Regions from separate parts of the Homo sapiens genome. Here region 2 is linked to region 1. A link is a loop called in an ENCODE intact Hi-C map of the cell type or tissue named here. Cell type or tissue: dorsolateral prefrontal cortex. All regions are shown on one strand. Links, peaks and the distances in the headings refer to the core of each region. The heading gives the core; the rest is flanking DNA.

Region 1 (4,389 bases), core at 220-4,219:
ATTCCTGTTCTCTCAAAGTTTTTATAAGAAATAAAAGAGGCAACATATGTAAAGCACAATGTTTGGTAAATAGTAGAGGAACAAGTATGAATTCCTTCCCCCCTACCTAGAACAGATGTTTCAACCTTCTGGGTGGAAGGGCTATTCCTCAATCAGGCACAAACAACGAAGATCACTGTATCTATTTATGTCCTAAAACAATATGGTGTCAACAAGAAGTTATGGTTCTGTGGTGGGCTCTCGTCCCTGAATCAATTGAGTCTTATTATTTTTGTTTCTACAGCTCCTAGCATAGTACACTGATACTATGATAAGAGTTCAGGAAATGTCAGCTAAATGACTGAAAGACATGGCTACCTACTCTCTCGTGAAGATATACTATCTTGGGAAGATACATTCTCTTGAGAAAAATACCACATTTGAAGCTTTCATGTTCTGGAATAGTGATTCTTCCTTCATCTGCAAACACAGGCTCTACAAATGTGGGTTTGGCAGGCAGAATAGAGAATTTTAAAATAATCAGCACATCCCTTTTAGTTTTCAGTCTGGCTTTGCGCTTTATCTTTCTCTTCTGCTCTGGGTTAGAAAGTGAGCCTTTACTTAGTGGGATGGCTAGACAGTTACCAGAGACAGGCCAAAGGATTGGATCCGGGAGGTACCGGCCCGACCCCTAGCTCTGGCTTACGCAACCCCACAGATGTACATTTCGCTGCATCTGAGCAGAGAGAGAAGAGCACCGAGGGCCCCAGTGGGCTGCCCCGGCACCCTCGGCGGCAACGCGGAGACCAACTGTCCGAAACAAACAAGACCAGGAGGTTTGAGGGTAGCCAACGAGGAGTGCGAACAGAGCCCCCTTGAGAGGAGGCTGGGAAAAGGAACCTGTCTGGGATAGCCCCCAGCACAGGGCTACACAGAAAAATCCGAAGACAAGCTGGGGGTCTCCAAGCAAGGAGGAGAGGGGCAGGGTCCGGGTCTCCATGGAAACAGGGAAGGGGGGCTGGATACCCATCCCCATGGAAACGGAGAAGGGGTGGGGTCCCTATGGTGACCAAACTGAGGTCTCTATTGGGAAATGCTTCAGGAGGGAGCCTAAGTCCCGCGCCTCCCGGTAAGTCCCAAGCCCAGGCCGAGTCTAGTTTCGCCTTTTACCTCCGCGGCTCCCGGCAACGGCGGCAGCAGCAGCTTCTCCCCTCCCCAGCGGCACCATGATTGCCCCCACCTTCCCCTAACGTCACTTCCGCTTCCTCTTTCCGGAGGAAGGTGGGGACAGAGGATCCGCCCCTCCCTGGCGCCTCTGGTTGGCTCAGGTTGTCAGGGGGCTGAGCTGCAGCCTCCAATTGGCGAGCGGGGCACCGAGGGGAAGGCGCCCAGGAGGTGGGTTCATCCGCGTGGGGAAGCGCCCGGGGTGGCCACGCGGGGCCCGGAGGGTGTCGCCCTCGCGGCACCGGAGTCAAGGAGAAGGGAACGAATCCCCAAGGAAGAATCCGAAATGTCCTCAGCCAGGTTTGCGCTGACCGCCCTCGCCCTGGCAGCCACAGCCGCAGCGGGAAGGACCACAGTTGGCAGTCAGAACCCTGGCTCCAACCCGCCAGGGGAGCCTGGACGGCCGCGACGTTCCCGGGTTTCTCCTGCCGGGACCCCGGCCTTCCCTTCAGCACCCATCAAAGTTAACACAGGCAGGAGGCCCAGAAAGGAAGACAAGACCCCAAAGGCAGAACTAAGAGTATTCTAAGCCCAGCTGGAGAGGACGCCGCCGCCTCTTCCCCTTCTCACGCGCTTGCCTAGGACCCCCAGCTCCCTTCTCACGCGCTTGCCCAGGCTGGCGGTCCCAACTTTCTTCCCCTGCAAGAGGACGCGGCTACGGCGGGACTCATGCCCGGGCCAGTTAGCGCCACCTACCGGCCACTCCCTTCCTTTCACCGTTCACATTGTCCTGCTGGCCCGCGTCTTAAACCCATTTCACAGTGCCCAGAAGTAGTGGGCATTCGTACCCAGGAAGCGATTCTGCCTTCGTTATGCCCCTGTCCTTTCCAAATGCCTGGAGGATCTAGCTGTTAGATCCTCCCAGCTGCCACTGCCTGTTTTAACCATAAGCTGCTTCTCTCGAATATTCAGAGTGGGACAACTCCAAAGACCAGACCAGGGGTCAAGGGGTTCAGGTCAGTGCCATAACCATTTCTTGCTGGAAGTATGTGAATAGTGACTGGTACCCACCAGACTGCCAGGAATATGTCTCTTTGGCCCCAAGGCTTGAGCCACAAAATCCAGCTGCAGCGAACTGCCATCTCTTAAGACATAAAAACATACACAACCGCCACTGTTAAAAATACATTTATCATTAAAATATATTACACATGGAGACAGGATGCATCATATACAGTTTGGAAGACTTGCTGGCCCAGAAAATCCCACTTGTTTCACCGAACACTCATTTTTTCAGTGATTTTACATTTTATTTTTAGAGACGGGGTCTCCCTCTCTCACCCGGGCTGGCGTACAGTGATGTGGTCATAGGTCACTGCAGCCTCAAACTCCTGTGCTCAAGTGAGCCACCCACGTCAGCCTCCCAAGTAACTGGGACCACAGGCATGCATCACCACACCCAGCTAATTTTTTAAAAATGTTTTTGTAGAGAGGGGGTCTCCCTGTGTTGCCCAGCCTGGTCCCAAACTCCTGGTCTCAAGTGATGCTCCCACCTCAGTCTCCCAAAGTGCCGAGATTACAGGCGTGAGCCACTGTGCCTGGTCATTTTAATTTTTTAAATGCCTGTATTGCCCTCAGAGGCTGAGCAACCAGCCTCAGAGTTATTGAGCCATTATCTGGGCAGGAACGGGGGTCGAGTTTGCATATGCATATACACATCCTCAGACAGAGCACTGAAAGCATCTGAGGTGGCTGTAGCCTATTTTATCCAGCAGCTTCTGCCTGCATTCTTGCCATCCAACTCATTGGCCTTTCAGGACTTTCCATCAAATATCTGATCATGGGGATCTCAGCCCAGACTGACTATGCCCTGGAGGTAGGGTGAGTGAGTACAAGTACAGTTATTTAAAAACATTTTAGGCCAGGCGTGGTGGTTCATGCCTGTAATCCCAGCACTTTGGGAGGCCAAGGCAGGTGGATCACCTGAGGCCAGGCATTCGAGACCAGCCTGGCCAACATGGTGAAACCGTGTCTATACTAAAAACACACAAAAAAATTAGCCAGGCATGGTGGCGGACGCCTATAATCCCAGCTACTCGAGAGGCTGAGGCAGGAGAATTGCTTGAACCAAGGAGGCAGAGGTTGCAGTGAGCCAAGACCACGCCAACGCACTCCAGCCTGGGCAACAAGAGTGAAACTCCATCTCAAAAAAGAAAAAAAAAAAAAAAAGGCCGGGCGTGGTGGCTCACATCTGTAATCCTAGCACTTGGGGAGGCCGAGGCAGGCAGATTACCTGAGTTCAGGAGTTTTAGAACAGCCTGGGCAACACGGTGAAACCCCGTCTCTACTAAAATGCAAAAAATTAGCTGGGCGTGGCAGTGTGTGCCTGCAGTCCCAGCTACTCGGGAGGCTGAGGCAGGATAATTGCTTGCACCCAGGAGGCAGAGGTTGCAGTGAGCCGAGATCGTGCCACCGCACTCCACCCTGCGCGACAGAGCAAAACTCCGTCTCAAAATAAAAAAAAATAAAAAATAAAAAAATCTGTGTTAAATAACTAAAGTTGAAAATTGAATGTCAGTTTTATTATGGTGGATTTTCTCCCGTGTCTTCACGACTCACAGCGCTGAGTGTGCTAACCAATGGTGGGCTTAATTGGGGTACTAGGCTCAGGAAATAGCTGCCATTCTTGCTACCAAGTGGCCTCACATAATTATCTTAAGGCATCTCTTGAGCTGAAACAGGTGGGGCTGGTAATTGGCAGCCTCAAGTAAAATAGGAGGAGAGAGAGGCTCAGAGTGGGTTGCAGAGGAACTGGTGAATAAATTCTTGAGCCTTCTTCTTCTCTGTCATATCAAGCTTTTGGTGACCAGCTGGGTTTCGAAGCAATAAGCTGCCAAATATGCTAGCTGCAAGAAAAAACACAGAAAAGAAATGATTCAGCAAAAGAAGGTACTAAAGACACACATCACTTAACGACAGGGATATGTTCTGAGAAATGTGTCATTAGGTGATTTCATCATTGTGCAAACATCATAGCGTGTACTTAAACTTTCACAAACCTGTACTTACACAATTCTAGATGGTATAGTCTATTGCTCCTAAGCTCCTGTACAGCATGTTACTATACTGAATACTACAGGCAATTGTAACACAGTGCTAAGTATTTGTGCATCCAAATATATCTAAACATAGGAAAGGCACATCAAAAATACGGTATTATGAGCTGGGTGTGGTGGCTCACACCTA
Region 2 (4,389 bases), core at 318-4,317, 310 kb before region 1:
ATTTCTTAAAAGAATTAAACCTGCAACTACCGTACAATCCAGCAATTGTACTCCTGAGCATTTATCCCAGAGAAATGAACTCTTAACGTTCACATAAAAACCTGTACACAAATGTCTATATAGCAGCTTTATGTGTAATAGCCAAAAAATGGAAACAACCCAGATGTTCTTTAATGAGTAAGTGGCTAAATCCATGCCATTTGGATACCACTCAGCAATGAAATGGAACAAACTACTGAGAGATGCAACCTGAATCAATCTCCAAAGGATTCTGCTGAGTGAGAAAAGACAATCCTAAAGGTTACATACTGTATGATTCCATTTACATAACATTCTTGAAATGACAAAATTATAGAAATGAAGAACAGATTAGAAGTTGACAGAAGTTAAGGAAGGATAAAAGTGGGAGATAAGTGGGTTTGGCTACAAAAGGACAACACGAGGTATTCCTTGCGGTGAAGGAAATGTTATCTTGACTATATCGATGTCAATATTCTGATGATGATATTGTACCACAGTTCTGTTATGAATAGATGTTACCACTGGGAGAAACCAGGAAGAGTATATCTCCCTGAATTATTTCTGACAACTGCATGTGAACCAATAATAATCTCAAAATAAAAAGTTTAATTTAAGCAAACAAGCAGAAAAAATAAATACAGCCAGTTTTCAGAAAAGCCCATCGGAGGTACAAGTAGAGATGTAGGCGAGCGTACGTGCACATGTGTGCACACACACAACACACACACACATTCCTCTTTAGCTGTGATAGGAAAAGGCTCTCAATTTGGACCCATCAAAACACCCCAATCCACTTACCTGCTTCACTTTGACTGTTGAGTGGTGAGGACTTCGGTTTCTCTTACTGCGAGGAGACTTGCTTCTTCTCCCTGAGGCCTTGTTTTTCTTTTTGGGTGGGGACCTATTCAGAGCATGGTACACAGGATTTTATCGCAATTTCCCTTCCCCCATAAAAATTAGCTTCCAGTATCAGGCTTACCTACTAACACAAACACCGCATTTGTGAAGGTCTCTGCCGGTCACATTAAAGGAGTCACGAGGTTCACTTTCCTAGCCCTAACATCTCCCTTGCATTCCATACTCACATAGACAACTGTCTACTGAACCTTCTCACTTAGGTAACATAACTCTTAATTCCCAACCCTTCAAAAACCTTTCCTCTCCTACTCCTTGCCATCTCGCTGATTGGCATCACCATCCGTAAGTCACCCTTGACTCTTTATCCTTCACTACCAACACCCCTACCATCAATAACAATCCCTCCATCCTGTGGTTCTACTTCCTCCCTGTGCCATCTCATTCCTACCACCCACCTTCTTGACCACTATAATCCACCGACACTGGCTTTTTCCCATTTCAATCATAATTCATTCTACTTCAGGTTCTTTGCAGATGTTGTTTCCTCTGCCTGGATCTTTAAGAGGTTGGATCATTCTTATCAGTCAGGTCTGGGCTCAAATGGCACCTCTTTAGAGAGTCCTCCTCCCTCTTCTCTCCAATCTCTCACTATCACATTACTGTTTTAATCTATCAATAATACTTGTTACTAACTGAAACTATTTTGTTTATTTTTTTATCATGTCTCAGGGTTAGAGCATAGCCAATTTGGCATCGGTGAAGATCATCTAACTGAATCACCCTTGCAGCCCCAATACCTAGGGCAGTCTTTAACACTTAATAGGCACTCAGTAAAACTATGGTGAATGAATGCATAAATAAATGAGTCTAGCAAGAAGTAACTTTTTTTTTTTCCCCAGTTTCTGTTAGGTAGCTCGCTTAGACCTCGATGTGAAAACCTTTCTGGCAGGTAACCGGAAAGACAACGCCCACACTCCATTTGTGGGAGGGATGGGGAAAATCTCAATCCAATTTAACAGATTATCAGTGCTATCTGTTGGGCCACACTCTTCGAAGTGCTAGGAACACAAGAATGAAGGAGTGGGATCCTGCCGGTTAGTCATTAGGCGTTGAACACCGAGCTATAATGCAAGTGACAGAGCAAGCATAACACAAGCACGACTGGATCACTCTCAACAGCCCCTCAGGATTAAGTCCGGGCTGCTGCGCCCACCATTCAAAACCTGTTTCGGACGCTAGCCCTGCCCGCCTTTCTGAATGAGCCCAACCCAATGTCCATCCTGGACTGCTCCCCCACTTACCGGCTAACTCCTCGGGCTCGGTTCCCGCGGTGGCCCGAGCGGGCCGGCTCGCTGGTCGGCGGAGACGGGCTACCACCGGAGTGGTCCGGACGGCGGTGGGCGGGAGGTGCGACTTCTGGGCTGAGACGCTCCTGCTTCACCACCACCCCCGCCGGCAGCACCACGTCCCCGTCCCGGTGTCTTCGCCGGCTCCCTCGCTCCCGTTCGCTCTTCACCGCCTTCATTCTGTGATTTTGGCTGGGCGAAAGAAAACAGATCAGTTGAGCTCCTCTAGCTGGAGGAAATGACGAGTTTAACTCCTGGACTTCCGCTTCCGGGGTGCCCAGGCTCCCAGAAATCCTCGCGGCAAAGGTTAAACACGTGACTACTCCCTAGTGGGTGTGGCCGCAGCGACAGGCTTGGGTGGCGGGAGTTTCAAGTTTCAAAAACAAACTTCTGGCTGGGAGTGGTGGCTCACGCCTGTAATCCCAGAACTTTGGGAGGCCGAGGCTGACGGATCACTGAGGTCAGGAGTTAGAGAACAGCCTGGCCAACATGGCAAAACCCCGTCTCTACTAAAAATACAAAAATTAGCCGGGTGTGGTGGCGCGCACCTGCAATCCCAGTTACTCGGGAGGCTGAGGCAAATGAATCACTTGAACTGGAGGCGCAGGTTGCAGTGAGCAGGGATCTCACCACTGCACTCCAGCCTGGGCAACAGAGCGAGATGTCTCAAAAACAAACAACAACAAAAACTGGGAAAAAGCAAACCTCTCAAGGCTGTTTGTTGCCACATTATTAGTAATTACAAAACGTGGAAACAATGTAAATACCAGCAGTAGGGAAGTTAGCCAAATTAATGGGTGTTATGTGGCCATTAGTAAACCATTTACAAACTTTAAAAACCCTGACTTGTTAACGATAAAGCAGGATACAAAATTGTGTGCAAACTATAATTACATTTACATTTGGAAATAGAAGGGAGGAAGAAATGGAAATGCAATCAGAGATGATAACCCATGGGCAAATCATTAGCTTTTCAAATCATTAGCTTTTCCTCTTCTATTTCCTGAACTTTCTGCAATGCTGTTGGGGCTCAGAAACCAAAACCCCAAAATACGGCTCACTGACAAGCTGAACTGAAGAAGCCTCAATGTTCCTTTCCAGTGCCCATCATCTCTCCCAAAGCACAGGTCTTTATCTGCCTAAGATCCAGACTACCAAAAGGAATAATTGTTTCTTTCTTCTCCACCCAAGAATGTAATCACACCTGACCAGAGACCCTTATACTGTCAAAAGTAGCTATTTACAGCCGAGCACGGTGGCTGCAGCCTGTAATTCCGGCGCTTTGGGAGGCCAAGGCAGGAAAATCGCTTGAAGCCAGGAGTTTGAGACCAAACTGCCTAACATAGCAAGACTGTCTCTACAAAAAAATTAAATTTGGCAGGGGCTAGTGGCTCGTGCCTGTGGTCCCAGCAGAGACAGGAGGATCGCTTGAGCCCAGGAGTTGGAGGCTGCAGTGAGCCGTGATGGCACCACTGCACTCCAGCCAGGGCTACAGAGTGAGACCCTGTCTTCAAAAAAACCAAACCAAAACAAAAAAAAAAACACAAAAAACTATTTACAAATTTATCTCTGTTCCCTTATTCATTCATTCTGCCTAGTAATCCCTGAACAGAATTCCTCCTTCTCCCACCCTCACAAACCTGTTTTACCAGGAGGGTATATAAGCTTCTGAACCCTTTTCGGGGTGGGTAATCATACTGTGATTCTCCCCGTGTATACATTTTAAATACATTTGTATGCCTTTTCTCCAATTAATCTGCCTTTTGTGAATTGATTTTTGAGCGAATCTTCAGGGGGCAAAGGGGAGGTTTCCCATTGGCTCCTACTTTGTCATTTCTCCATTTAATTAGAAAAATACTTCAGGCTGGGCGCGGTGGCTCACGCCTGTAATCCCAGCACTTTGGGAGGCCGAGGCAGGCGGACCACGAGGTCAGGAGTTCGAGACCAGCCTGGCCAACGTGGTGAAACCCCGTCTCTACTAAAAATACAAAATTTAGCCGGGCATGGGGGCACGCGCCTGTAGTCCCAGCTACTCAGAAGGCTGAAGCAGGAGAATCGTTTGAACCCGGGAGGCGGAGGTTGCAGTGAGCCGAGATCACGCCACTGCACTTCAGCCTGGGCAACAGAGAGAGACTCCGTCTCAATTTAAAAATCAAAACAAGCC

What was found. A loop is a pair of places that touch in the nucleus more often than their neighbours do. Peaks named below come from ENCODE experiments on the same cell type or tissue, not always from the same donor. Only the 100,000 strongest peaks of a DNase experiment are listed, where the experiment ranks them.
Region 2: it touches region 1 in a loop (2.4-fold over the local background); 7 of 110 quality-filtered maps call a loop at or near these places.

Annotation. Positions count from the first base shown.
Region 1 is chr1:37,858,382-37,862,770 of GRCh38, forward strand. MTF1 (metal regulatory transcription factor 1) reads right to left here and starts at 1,211. Exons shown (of 11, transcript NM_005955.3): 1 at 1,150-1,211. It overlaps INPP5B (inositol polyphosphate-5-phosphatase B), which reads right to left. Exons shown (of 24, transcript NM_005540.3): 24 at 2,316-4,049. The coding sequence ends at 3,934. RefSeq lists a silencer at 1,148-1,477. In dorsolateral prefrontal cortex, for the core only: a CTCF peak has its summit at 1,888 (motif pointing left); DNase peaks (open chromatin) are centred at 733, 1,290 and 1,880; H3K4me3 peaks cover 2,007 bases; H3K27ac peaks cover 1,924 bases.
Region 2 is chr1:37,551,826-37,556,214 of GRCh38, forward strand. SNIP1 (Smad nuclear interacting protein 1) reads right to left here and starts at 2,468. Exons shown (of 4, transcript NM_024700.4): 1 at 2,181-2,468; 2 at 820-922. The coding sequence starts at 2,404. It also overlaps the pseudogene RPS27P9. RefSeq lists a silencer at 2,191-2,250 and an enhancer at 3,722-4,389. In dorsolateral prefrontal cortex, for the core only: a CTCF peak has its summit at 2,515; a DNase peak (open chromatin) is centred at 2,516; H3K4me3 peaks cover 1,841 bases; H3K27ac peaks cover 550 bases.